Linked DNA regions of Mus musculus: all the other regions are linked to region 1. A link is a loop called in an ENCODE intact Hi-C map of the cell type or tissue named here. Cell type or tissue: left cerebral cortex. All regions are shown on one strand. Region 1 holds the start of Lpar1 (lysophosphatidic acid receptor 1). Region 2 overlaps Lpar1 (lysophosphatidic acid receptor 1). Region 3 overlaps Lpar1 (lysophosphatidic acid receptor 1).

Region 1 (8,000 bases):
GGCATCCATCTCTCTCAAAAGAGCCAGGACTATCCTTTACTGGAACAGAAATTCACTGAAGAGTTAGGAGAATCACTGGGAGGCAGGGTGATAACCAGAACACTAACCTAGGCCATTGTTTCAAATTTAGATAATAAAAAACCAAAAAAACAAACAAAAAAAACAAACAAACAAACCTCAGGTGTGGTAGTAGTTCATCTGAACATTTGGGATGTTGAGGCAGGAATGGTTTGCTGTGAGTCAGAAGCCAGGCGGGGTTTCATAGTTCAGGCTAGCCTAGGCTACAGTGTAAGATGCTGTCACAAAGGGCAGGAAACAGGAAGCGCTGGAGAAATGGAAAGAGAGGGTAGCAAGCTTGCTGAGGAGAATGGGTGCCAGGAGCAGCCCTCTCTGAAGCTTGCATCTCTAAAGGCACAGGCACGCAGAACGTCCACACCAGACAAGATATCCTTTAAATGACAGTTACAACCTAAGCAGAGACCCAAAGCCACATGTTCCCAAACCAGCTTTCTTCTTTAGAGGAAGAGACTGGTTTTGAAGGTATTTTCCTTTATTTCTGTGCTACCACAAGCACACCCCGGGCTCCCCGACTCGGGCTCGTACATGTTTGTTTTAGCACTGAACTAAAGTCAAGAGTCTGCCCTGTCATTATATCACTTTTTTAAACAGTACCACAAAAAGAAAATAAATTATAACCTAAATCTGTGGATGCATTAAAATAGTCCCCTTTCACTTTTCAGCAGCGGGGGGAGGGGAAACCCTGACTTTTATGAACATCACCCTGAACATCAGGGCTAGAGCTTCCTTAGCACTGGTGGGGTGGCAGAAGAGATTGTCCAGGTATTAATACAATTCCCTGGGCCCAGTGTAGCAAGCTGCTTGTGGAAGAACAAACTCTACACTGAAATCGCACTAGCTTACCAAGACAAAGCACCAAGACATTGCAACACAATTCACCACTCACTAAAAAGTGACTTTTTGAGAAACTCTAAAATAAACTACGTCAGCCTTCAACTTCTTCAAATTAATTAACTAGTTTTTTTTAAAGCATGCTAAACTGAAGTCCCCATACCTTGCAAAAGATTTTTTTTAAGTAAATAAACAAATTAATTGAAAGCAACTAAGAGGACCGTGCATTTAAATTTTATCCAGCAGATAATAAAAGGCTGACAAATCTCTTTCAATGATCCGTCCTTTTAGCCTCTCTAAACTCAGGGGTAATTCAAAGTCTTTAGCCAAGTCAGCTTGACATGCAGCTGAAAACTCATGTATTCTCACCAGTCACACAAAAGCAGAGGGCAGCAGAGGGTCCTCCAAGGGTTCCACCAAGATTCCCCCTGAGACAGGTGGAGCTAACTGCTTCAGAGATGAAAAAAAATAAAATAAAATCAGTACTCCAAGACTGAGCAAGGAACTTCTATTGGAGTATTGGAAGTTAAACTCTATAAAGGAGTCTTAGAGATCTACTCCTCCAACCCCCAGCCCCACCTCGTCCTTTAAAAGATACATTAACTCTATTTCTGCACTAATATCAACCCTCTCTGGTCTGTACTAGCATATTCTGCTCTGTGATTAAGATACTATGTATAATATAAACAGGGTCAAGCCCGCCAGGTGTGGCGAAGAGTCATGTTTAAGTTAGCCTTAGCCAGCAGGCTACCCCCAAACGGAAGATGAAAACACCCCACGGACAGCGTTTTGTGTGCAGAGTAACTCTAACACACGTGCTCAAAAGGCCCCACAAGGCCCTGTGCAACCCATGAGCCTTGTTTTTACAAAATTAAGTTTCCCAAAAGGAAGCCATCATTTGGAAAGAGCAAGGGGGTTAGAAACGACACGCAGATTGTTCTAGAAGCTTTACATAATAACATTAAATAAGTTGGCAATGGTGCTGCACAACTTACTCGCCATGCTTTTACAGCAGAACGTAAGAGAACACACATTCAGCCATCCCTCAAACATGTGACCTCTGCTCTGCTGCTAGCTGGTATGACTGGGGGGTGGGGAAGTTTCAGGTATCTTGGGGTTAAATAATGGCAAGCCATAACTCCTTAAAGTGATGCCCAGGCCTTCTCCATCACCACCAAGGACCGTGGCAAGCACCTCTGAAAGGTCCTCACTGTTCACATCCATCTTTAAGCCAAGCTGTTTGCCTCTACACCACAGTAAGGATTTCAGGTTCTGCCCCCAGCCTGCCAAGGTCCTCAAGACTCCTCTGCAGCACATAGTGATGCAATGTGGCACAGAAACTCTTCACTCTCTACACCACAGCTATCTGTGTCCCACCTTCTGCACTTCAGCGTTGGCTAAACCCTTCTCTTCATTTTCTTTGTATCTGTTACAACAAGAATTCAATGGTTGCTTGTTGGACTGAATTTGTCTCGTTCTCTCCCAACGCTCTAACACATCCCTAAGAGATATTTAAACACTGACACCATAGAGCCTTTCAAATTATCATCCTTTGCAAAAAGTAAGAAACCAGACAGAAAGTAAGATGCTGACTGACTTATGGGTCGGTTTTATGACGTTATACCTCACCTTCAAAGTAAATAACGCTCCTCACAGGGGCAGGCCTGATGGTACCAAGGAAGAGAGGAAAGGAAGAAGGGAAAAGAGGATGTGAGGGAAAGGAAGGAAAGAAAGAAGGGCAGATGGAAGAGGAAGGCAAGGAGAGAGAAAGGAAGGAGAAGAGAGGCAAGGAGAGAGAGATAGGGATGCAAGGAGGAGGGAGGGGAGGAAGGGAGGGAAGAGAGCAGATTAGGAGGAGGAGGGGAGAGAGGAAAGGATGGAAGAAGGGACTGAGGGGGGGTGGCCACACATTAAGCACAGACATTAAAAACTTGACCTTAAACTAAACTTCTAAAGACATTATGAGTCAAATACTTGTAACTTCCCACTGAAATCAGCATGGTGTGTTCTGTTCCGAGCACAAATTTTTACACCAAGTGTCTGAAGAGATCCCTTTTCCTAAAAAAAAAAATCACAAATTTCAGACCGAATGTTATTATGTCCTCAAAGACTCAGCAACCAGGATTTATTCGTCCCCTGGATGTCCCACTAGGTCAAACAACAGATTCTGTAAAAACCAACACCTATAACAGAACCTGGAAAACAAAATCAAGTTACGTTCTGAAGAATACTAACTCTGAATAGAAACAGACGTCTCTGACATGCTGCCACTTAAATTTTCTCTTCTGTGATTTCTTTACCATCATTCACAGGGACGCTGAGCTTTGGGGGATGGTGGCAGCTCCCCTGAGCTGAAGATGCAAAGGGCAGGGTGGGTGGGTAGGTGGTGCCTAGTAGAGGCCAGACCGCAAGGATCACTTAGACCTCATGTCAGATTTAAGCAGCCTCGCAGGTTTGTAATAATAAGGTTGGCAGGAGAAGAAATTATTGCTTTCTTTCGAGGGGAAAGAAAGGAAGTCAGGGAGGGAGGGAGGGAGGGAGGGAGGGAGGGAGGAAGGAAGGAAGGAAGGAAGGAAGGAAGGAAGGAAGGAAGGAAGGAAGAAAGGAACCAGGCAGGCAGGCAGGCAGGCTAGAGAAAGCCAACTCCTACTTAAGTCCCTCTCTCCAAGCATCCCCCTCCTGACGGGTTTCTTTCATCCCACCTTCTTTCTGTTGCCCTCCCATTTCCCCACAAGACTAATTTTTCTTCATTTTCCTTCTTCAACTTCAACTAGTCTCTCATGGAGGAATCACCCACCCTTAGTTCCCAGTTACAGGGAAGATGGCTGAAACAGCAAAGATCATCCTACCCATTCATTTTCCTGATGAGGACACCAAGCCCAGGAGCCCAGAACCCGTTCAGGGTACACCGCTAGGGGACGCTGTGTACAAGGAGGCTCTGATGTGGTTCTGCAAGTCACCCTTCTCAGCCTTTCCGCCTCAAACTGCTTCCCTCTCTTTCTACATTTTTTCCCTCAAATTCACACTCAAGACCAAAGAAAAGGAAAAATAAAATAGAATTTTAAAAAATATTAGAGCCCTGGTGATTATTATTCATGATGTTGCATCTGGAGGAACCAAGGGCAAAAACTAGATGCTATTACAGCTGTGTTTTAATGCAGCTGGCTGTGGTGCACGGGGCCTTAAGCGTAATGTTGATTCCTCTTCCTTGGTATTCATTCCATCTGAAAGAGACTATGTTCTTCCATTTTCTAAGACTTTGAAACCCGGACTTCTGACTTCATAGTCATGTTAGGTGAGCAAAAGACACTTACACAAAAGGATAAGCACGCAGCTCTGTCGAAACGAATAGAGGATTCCGCTTTAATAACTAGCTACCTTCTTCTAGTTGCAGTTAGCAATAGGTATCTCTGACGATGGGTATAGCTTAAGAGTAAAACTTTTCACAAGCCAGTACTCGCTGGAAACCCACATGGAAGGAAAGCTCCGAAGATTTCAACTAAAAAGAAAAAAAAAAGAAGAAGAAGAAGAAACACAGGCGAAAGGAAGAAAGAAAACGGGAGACGAGGAAGAAAGGACTGAGAAAAGAGACAGTCTAGGGCCCCAGCCTGGAAGCAGCAACAAGCCCTGGGTGCCTCACATCAAAGACCAAATGGCAGCAAAGAAAAACAAGCCTAAAGTTTAAAACCATTCACAGTAAAGTCTCCCTCCCTACAGGAGCAAACAGCCGATCAACCCATTCAAGCAAAATCAGGTTTTTCCCCGCCTTGCATTTCCCAGGTACAGACTAAGCCTAGGGCGGCTTCAAGGAAACTTCAGTTTAAATTCCTTAAACTCAAGGGACGACAAAGTCTCTGGTGAGCAGTGAACTGAGCGCGGGACGCGCGGACACCCGAGCCATCTAAGTCGTCGGGGACGCGGCACCAATAAACTTGGGGAGCCCCTTGCCAGCCCTCTCGCGTCCCCAACCCGATCCAGGTAAGCAACAGGAGGCCACCTACGTGTCACTTGGACGGACCCTGGGGCGCACTGACCTGGCCAAAGGTCGGGAGGGCCGCCCGGGCGGCTGCGGCGACTTCCCTCCCGGGCTGAGTTCCACCGGCTGGTGCGGGAGGCCAGGGCAGCCTCGCCTCCTGCAGGCGGCCTCACACACGCGCGCACACCCACCCACTCCGGGCCCGCGGGCGCGCGCACTCAGGCGCTCACGCGCACGGCTACAAAGCGGCGGGTGGTGGGACAGTGCGAGCCGATCGCGCCGATGGGAGGCGGGGCGGTCGCCACCCGCGCCGCGCCAAGGGACACCCGGCCGCCGTGTCTTTACCTGCTAGGTCCAGCTCCGCAGTTCACGCAGCCGCCGGGCCAACCCAACCCAAGCCTCACCCCAGCACAACCCGGAGCCTACGGAGGGCAGCACTGTGCTGGAGGACAAGAGTCACAACTCCCGGGGCTTTACTGCCGCCCAGTTCCAACTTCCCGGGCTCAAGGAACAGGCAGGCAGCAGAAGAGGCACGGGTGCCAGCCTCCTTACCTCTCCTCCTTCTGGCGCTTTCTGCCACATCCACAGAGCACAAGTCAGAAACTCCCCGCACCCCAAAGCGCCTTTCCTCCCAAGCCGCTCTGCTCTCCTTACCTGCGTGGCACCCACAGCGACTCTGCCTCCTGTGGTCCCCTCCCCCAGTCATTCACTGAACTTCCCGCGCTGCTGCAGGTCGGGGAGGGGGTGGGGGTGAGGGGAGCCTAAGCTTTTCATTCAGTACCTTCGCGGCGCTCCCTTGACCCTCCACAGCAGACACACCCACCTCCGTCACCCCTGGCCCCTCCTGTGCTCACCCCAGCGCCAGGCCTCTTGCAGAGCTTTGGTGGACGCCCTGCATGGTGCATGCTTTGTTGCTGTCCCCTCCTCATTTGAAAAGCCCTGGAAACCATCACAGAGCCTGGGGAAAACAAGAAAAGAAAGGGGGGGGGGGGAGAGAGAACTTGGTGTATGGCCTCCTCCGAGTTGAGTTTCTAAACTTTTTCAGGCAGCACACAAAGTTTCAACCAGCACAGCCCTGTACTTCAGGCCATAGAAAAGCAATAGTTGGCTTTGCAATTGCAAATCAAAGCGAGCGTGCCTTTGTGTCCCTAGAGCTATGATTATAAATTTCTCTTCAGCTAGGAGTGTAACTTTCCAAGGGCAAACTAAGATTTTTCATAGGGCAATTAAGGGCAGGGAAGGCACACCTGGAAGTGTAGGCGGAGGCAGGACCTAAGAATCATTTTCTGGAGACTTCCATCTCAGAAGCCTTACCATCACTCAGTAGTAGATGCGGACAGAGAGAGAGGACTCTCCAGCCGGTCTTCACCCACCTGCTTCACACTCCAGGCCCCCAGGGTGTGTTGAGTCATCAGAATTTTCTGCCTCAACCCACAGCGGAGTCCTCCACACATCAAAAGCAGATGCCTGGGAGTAAAAGCCTGAGGGACATCTAGGGTTGTAGTACCACAGAAAAGCAGGACTGGCTGGCGGCACCGTAGCTGACAGAAAATGAAAGGCAGCGAGGGAGTGGATGGACAACCCCTTGCTTCGTACAAAGAGGTCGCTGCCTAGCAGCTATGGGCAGAGCTGATAAGATAAGACACTGGGGGTTGGATAGTTCCCAAGCTTTCAACAGGTTGTGACTTGATGGGACCATGACCATTTCCTGTCCATGATTTTTCACGGTGCTCAAAACTGAACTGTAAAGCTGGTCGTTTATTTATTCTCCAAAGCTGTTTACTTTTAAGAATTTTGAGCCGGGAGGTGGTAGCACACGCCTTTAATCCCCACACTTGGGAGGCAGAGGCAGGCAGATTTCTGTTCAAGAATTTTGTTCATTCTGTGCAGCAACGATGACTTTTACCTGCAATCTCAGCCCTGGGGAGCTTGAGACAGGATGAAGAATTGTGGGGGAAACTATTCAAATCTCTTTTTAAAAAGACTCTGCTTTCCAAATCCATTTTATATCAATTTATGACTTGTTTTATAGTTATCTACTTAAAATATAAAAATTAGACCCAACACCAATTCTGTTCTCAACAACAAACAGAAACATATACAATTGTGTAGCAAGTATTGTTGAGGTATATACAGTGCTTGCCTAGCAAGTATAAGATCCTGAGCTTGACCCCCAGCAGTACAAAATCCATAAAATAATAAATAAGCTCATATATAAAAACCATTCCCTAATTACAAATAATGATAGTTGATCTTAAACTATTAGGAAGTTGAGATGAATAGGAAACCATCAAGTTTTATACATACATATTAAAGAAAACAAGAATACACTGAAGAAGGTTTTCACTTTTCCCCTATAGTGATACTAAACTCAGAATAATCAGACCTATTGCCTAATTTTCTTCCTCCTACTGCTCACTCCATCTGTTTGGTTTCTTGATAGCAATATTTCTAAATCAAATAAAAAGACAAAGTGATTCCCATGGCTAGCCATCCCTCACTATTAAAGGCACAAGGTAAATGAGCTTCTCTTAGCTCGTACTCACCTTGAATGGCTGGTTTATCTCTTGCCTTCTTGAGGAATGTAGCTACTTCCATCCCAATGTGTTAACTACTTTGACTACTCTATGGTCCTTCTCAACCTCAAGTGGGAGTGTCCATCCTCATTAAACCCATGTGCTCACCAGTTCATTAGAGATGAAAAGATGTACCACAGCCGATCAGTGCTAGTCTAGCATTTGCTGGGTTTGATCCATACACACACATACACACACACATATACACATACAAACATGTAGACACATATACATACTCATACACATATACACATACTCATACACATATGCACACACATACACAAATGAACACATATACACATACGTACCTAAGGGCACACATACACACATACATGTACACACATATACAAACATGAACACATATACACACATATATACACATACAAACATGAACACACATATACACATACTCATACATATATACACATACTCAAACACATATACACATACTCATACACATATGTACATACATACACAAATGAACACATATACATACCTAAGGGCACACATACATGTACACACATATACATATGCACACA
Region 2 (8,000 bases), 76 kb before region 1:
AGAGAAACTACCAAAGTTGTAAGAAAAACAAGAAAACAACTTTACTAGCTTAGCATGGCAGCTCTCAGGCAGAAGCAGGACAGTCATGAGTTCAAGGTCAACCTGCACTACATGGCAAATTCCAAGCCACTTTGAATTGTGGCATAAGACCCTATCTCAAAAGAGTAAAAAAATAAGTCTTTGTTTATGGGGAAAAAATGTAGTTTAAATGCTTCTTTACATATAGTAGGACAAAGAATATGTAAAAGAAGACAATAATTCCATTTTGACCTGGAAGTGTGCAAAATTATTTGTTTACCAGCAGGTGAATGCTTAATTTCTAAGAAGCAATCATAAAGTTTTTAATTAGAAAAGATCATTTATTTATTTCCAGAAAACATCAAATAAAAAGGAGAAATAGTAATAAGTATATTAGTTATTTTTCTGTGGCTATGATAAAATACCATGACCAAAGCAACTCACGGAAGAAAGTTTATTTTTGTTTATAGATGCAGACGAAGGGTTCATAAGGGCAGGTGAAGCAAGAAGCTGAGAACTCATGTCTTCAACAAAAGCTCAAAGCAAAGATCAAACTACATGCATGTATCTCTGTTTCTGTATTTTGTAAGGGTATGAAATCTGAAAGGCCACTCCCAGTGACTTCGTCTTCTCCAGCAAGTTTGCACCATTTCCCCAGACAGCACTACCAACTCAGGACCAAGCATTAAATATATGAACCTATGGGGTATATTTCTCATTGAAACCACCACAGTAAGTGAACCACTTTCTGGGCTTAAATTTATCTCCAAGATTCTATGGAAAATATACTCAACAGAATAAGTTATCTAAAATGTGTTATTTCCTATGTGTGTCAAGGTTGCTATATAAAATACCCAATGCAATTCCACTAAATTGGATATCTAATTGAACTTAAACAAATGAATAGCAAATGTTGCCTATTATAAGAGCCATGTACTATATTAACAATATTCAAACAAGGACAAACTGTATATAGGATGGTGATCTAGCAAGATTACACTGCTTCATAATGATATTCACAGCTGTTTCAATTTGTGGGTATGCATGCTATGTCTACATAATGATGAAACTGCCTAACAGCAGACTTCTCAGAACATATCCCATGGTTAAACCACATGTTTGTATAAGTACATCATATGCAATAATTTTTAATTACTAAATTTTGACAATACTTGTGTATGAATATGTTTATGCACACATGTGTGCGTGCATATGTATCCCAGACTCATAACATATTTAGCCTATCTGTAACAGAAAATCAGAAATGACATTTAGTTTCCAAAGATCTTGTATAAACCTCGCTGTCCTGAAGTCTTCTTGCTGTAATAACCAATGACTGACATTCTGAAATCCCCCAGTCCCACACAGCCATAACAACCTGTAAGGTACCACAGTAAACTTGTTTCACCATGCTTCAAAGTGGGTGTCCAGTTTTCAGAGTAATAACCTTCCAGGTTGTAAACATGTGCACATCACTGTAGAGCCCTTCCTATTTCCCATAGGATATTAATTTGTATGTGTAGAAGGTCATCCCAGGAGCTAGAGAGATGGCTCGGCAGTTAAGAGCACTGCTCTTGCAGAAGACACAGGTTCAGCTCCTAGAAGCAGATGGCAGCTGGAGACCATCCTGATACCAGTTTCAGCTGGTCCAGTACCCTCTGCTGGCTCCCATGAGGATACCAGTTTCAGCTGGTCCAGTACCCTCTTCCGGCTCCCATGAGCATCAGCCATGAGCATGACATGAACACAAGCATGAAGCCACACTCTCATATGCATCAAATTAAAACTTAAAAATCTTTTAAAAAAGAAAGCTATCTCATTCCTTCTAGAGTAGTAACCATTCAATATCTACCTACTTCATAACTATGTGATGATACCAATCTACTTGAATGTAATATGCATTATATACAGAGGGAATATAGTAGTGCAAAATATAATGCCAAGATATTTAGTATCTATGATAGACAGATGGTGATAGATAGATCAATAGATAGATAGAAAGATAGATAGATAGATAGATAGATAGATAGATAGATAGATAGATAGGTAGGTAGGTAGGTAGATAAGCTAGGAAGATGGAAAGACTGACAGACAGATAAAACACTTTACAACAGTATAAAATATAGGTAACATGAGAATAAAAAATATTGTTTGACCATTATAGAAGATTCCACTTACATCTCCAGGAATTTATATGGAGATCCATAGCCCCAATAAAAATTGTCATATGCAAATGATATAATAATTATATTTTGGAGGAAATGACTAAAATTTTTATTAAACTCAACATGTAAAGAATATATGAGAAATATTTCCTTCACCTGGATGTACTTGGTAAGCTTGTGTGCCCCATACAAGATATAAAATCTCAACTCCATGTACAGCTTGAAGCCTTTCCAGACATTGCTCTGGTGCACTGTGACATCCCAACAGTCCTTGCACGTTACCACATTATAGTGTTTATTATTATTCTAACTACTGAAATGGGAGTCCTTAAGAGCAAGGGTCCTGTTTCCATCGGCCTTTGCATTCCTGATTCCTAACAGAGGCCTAGAAGGCCTTCAGTTTGTGTGTAAAAATAAAATACTGCTAACAATTTATCCCTGGGCCTTAGCCTAACAAATATCCCTGACAGACAGGCTATGGAGCTGTGTTATTAAACCACCTCCTGGCAAATGTCCCTTGAGTAGACAATGAAGTCACACTGAGTCTCAGGCTGCAGAGGTACATTCCTATTGCACTGAGACAATCAATGCAAATCCCCAGGGGTAGGTTTCATTTTAGCACCCATCAGATAGGTAGGGTTTCAGAGTCTGAGGTCTCATTTACAGGCCAACATCATGAAATATCCAAAGTGATTCTCAAAAGAGACTGGAAGGTAGCATTAGGGAGGAGAAGGGCTTCATCCTTTCCTGCCTAGGTGAATAGTGATGGAAGCCACTTTAAAGGTCCAATAAGTGGTCACAATGTGAAATCGGGAGCAGCTGAGAACGGCCCAAGGTCTCATGATCTGCTTTGAATGGGGAACATCTCCCACTGTGTTGAGCATTTGGAAACTTGGTCCCCAGTTGGAGGGACTGTTTGGGGAAGTTTAAGTGGGGAGCCTTCTGGAAGAGTAAGTCACTGGGGGTAGGCTTTAGTAAAGAGCCCTGCCTTCTTCCAGTTGCTTTCTCTGTTTGTGTTTGGAGATGAGATGTGAGCTTTGAGCTTCCTGCTCCTGCTCCATCATGACTGCCACTATCTGCTGTGCTTCTGATCTGCCACCACAGGACTCCTACTCCTCTGTCACTGTAAGCTAAAATAAACTCTCTCTTCTGTAAGTTGTCTTTGGACATGGTGTTTTAGCCAGGCAGTGGTAGCACACGCCTTTAATCCTAGCACTTGGGAGGCAGAGGCAGGCGGATTTCTGAGTTCGAGGACAGTCTGGTCTACACAGTGAGTTCCAGGACAGCCAGGGCTACACAGAGAAACCCTGTCTTGAAAAACCAAAACAAAAAACAAAAAGCAAAACAAAACAAAACAAAACAAAACAAAAAAACAGTAAGTCATATATTGTCTGACAGTTTTTCCATATACTCTAGATATGGTCTTTACTACCTATCAAAGGGAAAAAGAAAGGAGTTCTACCTGAGTTCTGGGCTGCTAACTGCAGCTTAATTATTGTAGATCTACTATAGAAGACATGATCTTCAAATCATTGATATTGTCCAAGTGGTCTCTTTCACTCAACCCCATTTAAATTCACCTGTGTGGAGTGAAGCAGATCAAAACTGCCACTTCCTATGTGTGGACACTAAATATGTAAAGACAAGAGATGTAATGGCAAAAGTGTATCACAAGAAAAGACATTCAAAATAAAATGTGCAACCTGCTATCGGACTGAGCTGCTAAAACACAATGTATTTTTATACTGTGTCAGAAAAGTGACATACCATCCTTGTGTGCAAGAGTGGGTTTGGTGGGTGAGTAGCTGTAGGTGTGTCTGAAAAAGGATGGAGGGACAGGTGTGGCTGAGACTTACTAGTTGGGGACTCCTCACTTTCCTATAGAAAATGTTCTTTGTAAGAGGCTGAACAACGAACGTATCTACATATAGGAATCTATTCATATAATCCTGAATCTGAAACAGAGGCTGGAGGAAGTTTAAGGCATTTTTCTCAAGCATCCAACTGTGCCATTTCACTCCAAATATAAGCTTCCAGTCCCTGGGCAAGTGCAATTCCCACCTTAGTCAAAATCACCACAGTAAAGATATCTTTGTATCTTTTATTCCATGTAAGGACAAATAGCCTTAGCACTCGGCGTCTATGTGGTGTCTCAGGCCGACAGGCCTGAGTCACTCCTAACTGGCCTAAAATAAGAACGGGCTTCAAGTGGGATCCTCTGCCTCCACCTCAAAGAGAGCTCTTGGACCCATGTGGTCTGGGGGTTTTGTTTCTGTTTGAATGTTTCTTTGGAATAAAAATATTTGAATGGAGATGTGTAACAAGGAGTAACACAGGGCTGCTGTTTAAAAGGTGTTTTCTCTTTTGACCTGAGCCTGGGGCTTGGGGCTGGGGCAGTTGCAGCAGGATATCTGCAGGGTGTCTCCCCGGCCACCACGCACAGGGCCAAGCCAACCTAGGAACTGGTCAAACAATCATGACTCCCATGACTGTTCCCTCAGTCTCTTCTTCAAAGAGGCCTTTACAGGGATGCCACTGGGCCCTAAGGACACATGAGGTAGCTTTAATTCCCTTCCACAGAAAGAGGATTTGTAACTCCGTCACCTGTGGCCAGAGAAGAAGAGACTCTGTGTCTACTACTCCCTTCTCTGACCAGCAGGGCCAACTGGGAAGTCCTCCTTCCCTGCCACCCAGGTCTCCAAAGGAAAATGAAATGCCAAAACATCTTTCTCCGAGACGATTCTCAATAAAGGCGCCACAGACTTTAATAGTCAACAGAGCGTCTTAACATGAATTACGGAAGAAGTGGGCACTGTGCATAGAGAGGACAGTCTGTGCTTTTGATCTGACCTGATTTCTAAGTTTTCCACTAGAAAGGTCTTAGAGGTTGGCCAGCTTAGCCTTACAATTTTGTCCATAAAAGAAATAATAGCCTAGATATCTTGAAAATCAAAGTAACCTGGCCAACTTATCCTTCAAGCAAAGGTAGAGAGCCATTAATTAACAGAGAGAATGTAAATCACCCAGCATCACCCAGACCATCAAGGCCAAAATGAGGATCTGAGTCAACCAATCTATAAAAGTGAGAGAACATTTCTTCTACGAGTCCTGCCCTCCCTTCACTCAAAGTCTCTGCCCTTGTCCCATCGAAAACAGCTCCTCCAACATGGGCCCTGCAAAGGATTGTCCTGGTGGTCTGCTCTTCCCTTAGCACAGAATTAGCACTCATCAAGTTCACTAAACTAAACTGAAAGGGTCAAGAGTCAGCACCCTGTGTTGAAAGTGCAGGGACTCCATGCCTCCAGCTTGAATTCCCTGTTACCACTTACAAACAGCAAGACTGTCCACAAATTACTTGCCATATACTAACTGAGGAACTTCAATATAAAATTGAAAAGAAAATGAAACTTTCCCTAATAGTTGGTCCAAACAACACTCAAGAGTGGTGGTGAGTGTTGACTCTGGCACAAAGTCCATGGATAATAATGGGTAATTTATCCTTACTGGCGACCACTGGCCATTGAAATGGATCAAACCTGGGAAACGTGTATCTTTCTTTGCCAAGAGAGATGCTCCTCCACACTTGTTTTACTTGATATGCCTCGCAGGGGTCAGATGTCAATGCCACCACTCCTTCCCCAGGATTCCTTTCCTTTCTGAAGTCTGGTCATCATTGTTGATGGTCCTCAGTAGAAGTGCCACCACAAATAACAGAGTGGGAGAGGAAAGGACTCATATCCGAAGAGAGCCTGTGGTCAAATAAGGAAGGACGCCTCCACTGCCTGAGTCACTCGGGGAGCCGACTCAAGGAATTCTTGGTAAAATGTCAAGCAGATGGAAACTGGAGCTAGAGAGGAACTCTGTAGCTTCACACTAGGGCGAGGAACAGAGAGGCAAGCACATCTTGAACAAAACACTCCCCTCGGCGAGAAGCAGCTGGTTTGTGGATGCTGCAATACTAAACTCTGGAAAAGCATAGAAGAGAAGTGAATACTGGCGGTCATTAGAAGCAGGACAAAGAAAAGAAACACCCCTTCAAGGCTTTCTATGACCCTGGAAACAAGGCAAAGGTGGGGTTAGGTAGTATCAAGGGAGGGTCTTAGAATCAACACAAGCCACCAGCCTGTAAACTCTCCTAGAAGACACAGGTTGGTTTTATTCTTGAGAAATAGCTTGACACATAAGTGAAAAACTCACAGACCATGGAACACCAGCCATGAGTTGTATTGAATTCTAGCTCCTATATGCATGACCTATGTGACTTTGGGCAACCTACCTAGGGTTCTTAGCAAACACAGCAAGCCAATCATCGTACCCATGTTCTGTAGGGTTGTTATTTCTAAATATAAACCTCCAAGGTAGTTTGAGCACTTTGTATGAAAGTAATGCTGTACACATTTGAAATAAAATTCTTATTAAGACCTAGTACTCACTTTCAAGTGACTACCTGTGCTCTCATGCCTCACAATCAATCCTGCAATTATAAAACTCTAAGATGCCTTTTCTTAATTTTTTTTTTTAAGTTGAATGCTGAGGAACTCAGCTGTTGACCAACAAATGCTTGCTTGGACATTAACACTGCACATGTCTAAAATCATAAACCATTTCTTACACAGGAAAAACAAAGGCTTTTCCACATAAGTGATAAGTCATCTCTAGCTCAGAGTAAATCACAATATGACTGGTTAGTTATTAACTGAACACTCCCAGTAGCTAATCATTTTCTAAGTTGTTCATATTCTAATTAGAGGTCACAGGCTATTAGCCAGCTGTGGTGAGGAGGCATGCCTTCAGTTTAAATACTCAGGAGGATGAAGCAGAAAAACCATGAATTCAAGGCTATCCTGGGCTACATGGTGAGACCCTATCTCAATTTAAAAAAGAAAAAGGCTTGTTTTTTAAACTTACAGAACACGGTAAAAGTATGGGCAAGTATGTCTCACTTATAGCTGACTAAAGTGATACCACACTGAGTTCACTACAGCTCTCTGCTCTTCCATCTTGAAGGCTCAGGAAGTTGATTCATTCATTCATTCATCCATCCATCCATCCATCCATCCATCCATTCATTCAATGTCTAGTTGTCGAGTACCTGCTTTGAGCCAGTCAGCCCGTGAATGACTACATAGAGAAAAGAGACCACAAAGCACTCAGTCCCCTCTGGCCTTCAACAGGTTCAAAATCTCCCTAGATCATAGTTTCAAATATCAAAAAACATTTGTGCAAAAGCCAAGGTCAATGGTAAAAACAAAGTCCAGATTATCAATTGATTAACTTATAATGAAATGAGCTTCAGGCCAATGACAGCTCTCATTGCCATGAGATGAGCTCATGTTTTCCAAATAACCAGACCTTCTTAGGAGTAGAGCCACTTCTAGCAGGAGAGTGAATGGCACAAGAAACATCAGGCATCAGTGTGACAAAGACCTGACTGTTCTGGGTTGTGAATTTCCTATTCTGAGCTTTCTACTGTTCCCCCATGGATAGCCTATCCACTCCCTCATGCTTGCTTCTTTTCTCAAAAGGAGTTGTTATTCATTTATTGCACTCTATTCCCTAAATTAGAATCATATTCCCATCTTGCCTTACCCAGTTTCCTTACATATCATCCTGACTGGAGTTTTTCCATGTTCTAAAACTTTCATTTCGTGGCCACAGAATTAGTATTTACTCTGGAGAAAGATAACTGTATTTGATCTTTATGGAGGCTGATAGTTTAAGCCTCAAATGACACTACTTCTGTTATACATATATTTGAAATTTGTGTGATGGGTAGTAGTAGTCTTCTTGTGGCAGAGGAAAAACTACCCAATGAGA
Region 3 (8,000 bases), 93 kb before region 1:
CACATGTATAAATAGGAGGCTTTGTTGTTGTTGTTGTTTTTTTAAGATTTATTTATTTATTATATGTAAGTACACTGTAGCTGTCCTCAGATACTCCAGAAGAGGGCATCAGATTTCGTTACAGATGGTTGTGAGCCACCATGTGGTTGCTGGGATTTGAACTTGGGACCTCCGGAAGAGCATTCGGTGCTCTTAACCACTGAGCCATCTCGCCAGCCCCCAAGGCTTTGGTTTTTAAATCAGGAATTTACATTACTGAAGATAGAGACTGTCTCCTAAGAGACAGCTCCTAAGAGTTTTACTACTGTGAAGAGACACCATGACCAATACAAGTCTTATAAAGGACAACATTTAACTGGGCTGGCTTACAGGTTCAGATGTTCAGTCCACCATCATCAAGGTGGAAGCATGACAGAACCTAGCCAGGCATGATGCAGGCAGAGCTCAGAGTTCTACATCATCATCTGAAGGCAGCTAGAAGACTGACTTCCAGGCAGCTAGGGTGAAGGTTGTAAGTCACTCCCTGGGCTAAGCATACTCAAAACATGACAGAGACGAACCCTAAACCAAACCCCATAGCTGAATTTCTCATTATTTTTTCTTGGTACAGAGAAGGCTATTTTTCCTCAGAGCACACTTCTGGAACTCTTTTTCCATTTTAACTAGGAACTGAATCATTATTAACTTAAATTACTTATCTAGATATTTTGAAATGATAAGCTAGCTATAAAATATTTTAACTTTTATAATTTAAAACCTTGATCTAGAGAACTTTGTAGTAAATTATTAATCCCTAATGGAATTCTTAATAAACTTTTTTACATGGCTACTTTTACTGAGAAAGTGTAAATGAACTGAATTATAATGGTTTTGACTGTAATCTTTTAAGTATTAAATCAGAACATTCCAAGTTAAATGAATAACATCATATCTTTGAAAGACAGATAAATAGATTATAATGGGATAACTAGAAAGAGCAAATGCATTTAAATAAATATATTAAATAAAACATTCTAATCTCTTGGAAGGAGAATCATTAGGCAGTACAGCTAACTAGACACTGTGAAAAAAGGGCTTTTTCTCTGTAGGCAAAAGAAACAACAAACACACCAAAACAACAGATATGAAGATATGAATACAACTTCCCAGAAGGCCTTGCAAGCTCTAAGGGACAGCTTCTAGGGGTGCTGGCAAAGCTACCCACCAGGAAGAACCATGCTGCAGGAGTGTCCCCATAGAAAGCACCGGTAATGAAGACTTGTTCCCTAGTTGGTGGATTCAGTGTTTGAGAGGTGCCTAGATCAAGAGGCCTCTGATCTAACTGATAGACTAACCACGGACTGATTCATCAGACAGTGGCATTGTTGGGAATGGCAGAAAGTGGAAAGTGGATCTGCTTGGAGAACGCATGTCAGCAGGGTGTGACTTTGAAAAGTTGCTCCTGCTCCCCCTATTCCCACCCCCAATGCAAGAAGCTTCCTGCCTCTCTCTGCTTCCTGGGCACCATGAAGCAAGAAGCTTCAAATAAACCCTTCCATCTTAACTGACATCCTCATGACTGGCCCAGATACGGAGCGGAACAGCAATGCATCATTATCTAAATCAAAATTTCCTCCCTTCAGTTGTTAGTCTCAGGTATTTTGTTAAGAAGATGCTTTAGTTTCCAGGTCAGAAAGAACCAGAGCACCACCAATCAGACAGAGTAAAAGTTTGGATGTGCCTCCGAGTTCCTACAGCTTTCCCTCGTCTTCGTTCTCTTCTGTTTCTCAGCTGAGATCTGGATGAATGCTTATCATACTCAGAAAGGGTAGGGATGTGCTTTACGGAGAGCCACGGGGAAGAAAGGTCACTGAAAACCTAATGGGCAGGAAACCGGAAGTGATGGAGGAGGTTGAGCGGAAGAGACGGGAGAAGGGAGAAAAGGCAACACAAGAGCAGTGCAGAAACAAAGGCACAAATCCTAGCGCTTCCATGCTTAATAATAGAAACAGAAATGAAAACACAGCTGCTTTCCACACACACCCAACATCTGGCCACCCAGAAGGCCAAGTCGCTCCACTGTGACCCCCTTCACCACAAAAGTGGCCAAAACTACCCTTCACAGAGCCATGCTGGGAGCCTGGGAGCTTGGGTATTATGAGAACTTCCCGAAAATTCCAACAGGCCTTTACTCTTTATAAATGTAGCTATCTGGTCCCTGTTTCCGTGATAGAACATCAAACAGTGAAAAGAGAAACCAAACCTTGCCTTTTAATGAAAAGGAACACACGCACACATACACACACTCTCTCTCTCTCTCTCTCTCTCTCTCTCTCTCTCTCTCTCTCTCCCTCTCTCTCTAGAGAGAGGGAGAGAGAGAGGGAGAGATTTATTACAGGGCAGACTTTTTGCCAGCTACTGCATTTTTCACTGTTGTTGTTTTTTTTTTTTTTCTCTTTCCAGAGACAGAAGGGTAAGAGATAAAGGAGCGTTTCCTTTCATCCTAGAGCCCATCTTTAGACATTGGCCATTCAGAGAGCCCTGGAATTTTATAATGGAGCCAGTGTTTGCCTATTCAACTGTGCATTAGACCACAGAAGATGGCATAATCTAAATTTGAACCAACTATTAAAATCCAGACCCAAGTTTCTTAGTGAAGACAGAGTATCTCAACAACGGGTTTCTTCATGGCTCCACTGTGTGCGGGCAGCAGGGCTCGGAGTTCCATTTTAAATGTCACCAGGACTCTCTGTCCTTCCTTATTCACTGCTCCTCCCCATGAAAAAGTTCACTCTTGGTTCACACGGAGCTAAATCATGCCTCTTGGGACAGCTGGGATGAGTGGGAAAAAAGCAAGTGAGAACCAGGGAAGGCCACATGGTCAATCTCAGGTATTTCAGCACGAGAGGGAGGGAAGAGGCTGCTGGACACTGGCTGAGGGCTCTATTGTCATTTACTCTTTAGCAAAGCATCTGAAGATGAAGATGTGGTGTTTATGCTATCTCCAAGGCGAAGAATCTAAAACTAAAATAAAGTCACTCATTATACTACCATGAGAGTAAAAGTCTGTTTAAATCTAGATCTTCTGTTATATTCTCTGACCCAGAATTTATCTGATATGTCCTGAGTTCTGTCGTGAGAATTCTGGGATTTTCAGTTTCTTTAAAAAGCAAAAAAAAAACAAAAAAAAAAAAAAACAAAAAAAACAACCCAGAAATATAAGAACATGCTTCCATTTTAATCCCAGGTGTAGGGATGTGGGGCTGCTTTGCAATGCTCATAGCAGCTGACTATGATTTGCCTCATGCTCTAGCAGAGGTGTGTTTTTGCCAGCTGCAGATGGTTTCTGTGATTGTGTGACTTTGGAATTCTGGCAACTTTTCAGAGGATATATACATGCTAGAGCCCCAATAGGCAGAGATTAGTGGTTGTTGGTCATGGGGTTTGGTTGGGGTTTGTTAGTCGTCCAGCTCAAAGAAGAAACAAGAAGAATGAAATTAGATTCAGGGATCTCTATCTCTGTCACACCCCTCTCTGCTTCCTTCTCTCCTATCTAGTGATAGGGGGTGAAACTGGCTGGATAAAAAGTAGGATAAAGAAGAACCCACAAAGTAGCTAAGACCAGCTACAAAGTTCCTTCTCTTTGTATCCTACCATCTATCTATCTATCTATCTATCTATCTATCTAGCTAGCTAGCTAGCTAGCTATCTGCATGCACATAGCTACATAATGAAAGTGTTGAATAGTCCTGCTATGTATGTATGTATGTATCCTATTCTATCTGCATATGTATCTGTAGCTATATAAAAGAATTGCTAAAGAAATATTACATTAAATCATGCTGCATGGAAAATAATGACTTTTCACTGATAGACTCTAAGGGAGCCATCATCCTCAGTTATGTACCCTCTGATGATTCCATGAAGTCCCAATGGATAATTTCAACCGTACAGTTACACAGATGGCCTGATCAAACCCAGAGGAATACAGATTAAAAAGATATGAGTGTAGAAGAGAGATTAGTAGGAAGGGGTGGGCAGAGAAAGGAGAGCGATCAGAGGTATGAATGAGAGCAGTTGGGATACATGATGTGCGTGCATGAAACTATCCAAGAACAAACCCAATAAAAAACAGAATTAGGAACATACAGACTTTTGGAGCCATAGACAGATTCAGGGTAGATTTCTGAGGGGTTAATTACCACTTCAGGATCAGCCCTACAATAAAATCAGAAAGCTCTATTTTCTTACCAAATGAAAATCAGCACCAGTCTACATACACAGTGACATCTGATTGGTTCTGAATGTCTTCCAGTCAAAAGTCCACAAACATATTAGCAGGAGGATATATATATATATATATATATATATATATATATATATATATATACACATATACATATGTGTGTGTATAAACCTTCATATGCACCTCCTTGTCCTCTTTCAAATTCATGGCCTCTTTTTTCATTAATTGTTGGTACATACATATTTGAATCTATATATACCTATATATTTTTAAATACATAAATACAGCTTGCTTTGTCTGTATAATGTTATAGATGTTTTCGGGACTGCCCATTTGGTATTGCCTAACCATTTGGTGTGCTCTTCTTTGGGGAAGGCTATCTTAATAAATGTGTCCATTGTTGGCTTTAGATATACAAACCTCTGTGTTAAAGCTCAGAACAGAGACAAGCCTAAGATATGTTTAAGGAATAATAAGCCCATTTTTGGCTGGCACAGAGTAAGTGGGTGGAATAGTATAACTGAAGACTGAAGGACAGATTGCAATATGGCTTTGGAAGGGTGACAATGTTAGATTCCAGCTTTCTTAGGCAATGGTGAGGATCCGTTTAAAAGGCTGATTAGGAGGATCAAAGTGATGGCCCTGTAGAATGAAGAGCAAGATGGGATGCTGAACATGGAGATAATAGTTAAGCAGTTTAACTGGCCCCTGCTGCATCTCTCCACAGAAAGGAAGGCTCACCATCATCATCACCACCACTACCATCATCATCACCACCACTACCACCAGATTTACTCACATGACATGTCCAAGCTTGAAAAGTATCAGTGCCTTTTACCTTCAGTGGGAGATGTGGGACAAAAGGTGTCTCCACATTCCTTTCTTCCCCTTGATTATTTCTACAAAAGGGTGTAGCCTCTCTGACATCATCGGCTCCCCGGAAATCCACACACCCAGGATTGAGGGCTCTGATAATCAATCCCCAGTGTGTTCTCATGACTCGAGTTCTTACGTAACTTTGTTCCCATCTACATGGATGTCTTCAGCAATGTCCGCTAGCTTCTCCCCGCATCCTGCTTTAGCTCTTCCCCAGATGGACAGTCTTACCAAGAGGGACAGAAATGGACGCCTGCATGGCAAGTGTGTAAGAAGGGACCACTGTCTCTCTCCATTTCTTCTCTTCCTTAAAGACCCAAAGTTGGGGGTGGAGTGTCTTGTTCTTAGTTTTGCTTCTTCCTAATGAGAGTTGTTTTGGTTCTCAGGCTAATCCTACCCTTAACAATGAAACCAGAGCCTAACCACCTGCCTTGCCCAGGAACCTGAGGGACACACAATCTTACAAGTTGAAAAAGAAAACAGGACCAAATCACTCCTGGGGATGGCAAGGGCTCCTACATTGAACTGGACTATGAAAGCCATCAAGCTAATATGCTGACTCTGGACTCAAGGAGTCTAAATTCTGTGTAAAACTACACTCTCCAACTGTGTTTATGGTGATGCTTTTCCTTTATCTTCTTTAGAAAATATTAGTATCAAAATGAAATACACAAAATATTTATCTATAATACTGCCTCCAGAACCTGACCTGAGAGCATCTTATGTGAACTGTACACACAAAATAAAACACACACACACACACACACACACACACACACCTACCCATATGCTCATATGCAAACAATCACGCACATCTTTAAGCACGTTTTTCTTAAAACAAAATTTTAAAGGTACAAAGAAGTGAAAGGATAGGAACAGTTTAAACTCTTTAAAGTATCTTCATTCCTAGTATCAATAAAGAAATGCTAACTGGCTTCGGAAAGAGAGGAAATTAGGGCTTAACAAGATGTGAGGGCTGAGTTGGGGTGCGTGCTGTTTAGCCTGCAGCCTGAGTTCAGTCTCCAGAGAACCCGCTCTTGCAAGTTCTCCTCTGTGTGCACGCGCAATGGCACATGCGGCAACCCCCATCAATCGGCAAAGAAACAGCAACAAAAAATTTAGCTGAAAAAAGTGTAACAGCCTTGCGTTCTTTCACTTTTTCCTGCTTTTTTGAGCATCTGACAGTATTGTAATTTGATAAGTTATCAAATAGTCAACTTTAAAATTATGATAAAACAGAACCAGTGAATAAAAAGGAAGCCGATCTGTGTACAGCAATGGTGCTTTCTGATCTAAAGTCAGACTTCAGAGTTAGAATAAAGGATACTACAAGTGACATCATTTTCTCTCTCCCTCTTCCCCTCTCCTCCTTCCCTCTCTCCCTCTCTCTCCCTCCCTCCCTCTCTCTGTCTCTTTTTCTCGCCCCCTTTCATACACCCCCACGGCTCACCCACAAAGACCTTAGAGAGCCATAGGCAACAGGACTCTCTATTTTTTAAATGAGGAAACCTATCTTCATATTTCTGCATTTCTGCAGTTTTTAAAGAAACAGCATTGTGTGTGATGTACTTTGTAACCAGGGCTGAGAGAAAAGTGCCAACAACACATAGACTCTGTGACTCAGCCATGAGGCCCAGAGCTAGGGGACACCCATTATTGTAACTTGGCAACCCTTGGCTGGCCCTAGAGTCTTCTCTCTCCTTGTAGCTGAGAGAGAGGTAAAGGCCTCTCAGGAGCCAGATGTGCCTTAAGCTTCCTGAGGATCAGGGAATGCTAATCATCGCCTTCTCATTCCAGCAACTTCAAATGTTTTATACCGAGCTAGACATACATTTTTGAAAAAAGTCTGTCCAGGTCAAGAAGGACAATTTGGAAAACATAACTTGGAGAGAAAATTGCAACACACATGGGAAACTCAAAAATCCATTCTTTCAAACTAGGTAAAACAAAGATGTGGCTTGCTTTCTTCCTCTTGGAAAGCTATTGTCAGGTCTGACGCCTCTTATAGCCCAGGAGACATCCAGAAGTGACATTTGCAAATGTCGTTCCTTCTCAGAGATGCAGCGGATGACAAACTTCCTCCAGAATGTGGGTACTAGAACCAGCCATGCTTAGATTGTGTTAACTGCAGGGGAAGATCCCTCTGTGACCCCTTGTTACTGTATTGTACTTATTTCCCCTTTCCTCCCTTTTCCTTGGTAGTTTATTATTATTATTATTTATTAGTGTGTGTGTGTGCGCGCGCACATGCAGAAGCCAGAAAATGGTGTGGGTACCCTTCTCTATAGTCTATAGCCATCCCTTTGAGACAGAGTCTCTCTCTGAACTGGGAGTCCACTGTTTTCTTGGCTTGGCTGAGAGTCAGTAGGCCCAGTGGGTCTCTTGGCACTGCCTGACTCAGAGCTGGAGGTAAGGGGTGTACCAGATGCCCGACTTGTTCTGTGGATGCTGAGGTCTGAATGCCTTTCTCATGATTACAAAGCAACTGCTCTCAACCGCTGAGTCATCTCTCTGGCTCTCTGTTCTTGCTTAATTTTAATTCAACTTTTTTCTATGATGTGATGCATATATATATATATATATATATATATATATATATAAAATATATATGCTGTTTTAAGCTCTTTTGTTATATGAGTTTAGGTATAAACACATGCCCATCTATACTCTGCAAGTATTTGTAATAATTTTTATATAAATCACCTACATGAACAATACCAGACTGTCACTTATAGACTATGAAGGATCCACTTCTATTTTAACAGACCATAGCCTGAGTCTAGCGTTGCATTGCTGACCCACATGCAGGGTCACAATTGCATCATGATTCATGTTCCTGTGGCACTGTGTTCAGGAAGTGAGTAGCAGGAAAGAAAAAAAAAAAAAGAACTTCGGACTA

What was found. Hi-C counts contacts between places; a loop is a spot of excess contacts. Peaks named below come from ENCODE experiments on the same cell type or tissue, not always from the same donor. Only the 100,000 strongest peaks of a DNase experiment are listed, where the experiment ranks them.
Region 2: it touches region 1 in a loop (2.3-fold over the local background); 3 of 42 quality-filtered maps call a loop at or near these places.
Region 3: it touches region 1 in a loop (2.3-fold over the local background); 3 of 42 quality-filtered maps call a loop at or near these places.

The regions. Positions count from the first base shown.
Region 1 is chr4:58,548,191-58,556,190 of GRCm38, forward strand. It overlaps Lpar1 (lysophosphatidic acid receptor 1), which reads right to left and starts at 5,103. Exons shown (of 4, transcript NM_172989.1): 1 at 4,944-5,103. In left cerebral cortex, CTCF peaks have their summits at 3,827 and 5,059; DNase peaks (open chromatin) are centred at 3,824, 4,808, 5,155, 5,343 and 1 more place; H3K4me3 peaks cover 1,820 bases; H3K27ac peaks cover 742 bases.
Region 2 is chr4:58,471,861-58,479,860 of GRCm38, forward strand. The region is part of intron 3 of Lpar1 (lysophosphatidic acid receptor 1); the gene reads right to left. Among named protein-coding and RNA genes, the nearest start is that of Mir3095, 35 kb to the left of the region's middle. In left cerebral cortex, no CTCF peak of the experiment used is centred here; DNase peaks (open chromatin) are centred at 4,206 and 6,016; H3K27ac peaks cover 3,431 bases.
Region 3 is chr4:58,455,235-58,463,234 of GRCm38, forward strand. All of the region lies in intron 3 of Lpar1 (lysophosphatidic acid receptor 1), which reads right to left. Among named protein-coding and RNA genes, the nearest start is that of Mir3095, 18 kb to the left of the region's middle. In left cerebral cortex, no CTCF peak of the experiment used is centred here; DNase peaks (open chromatin) are centred at 4,754 and 7,555.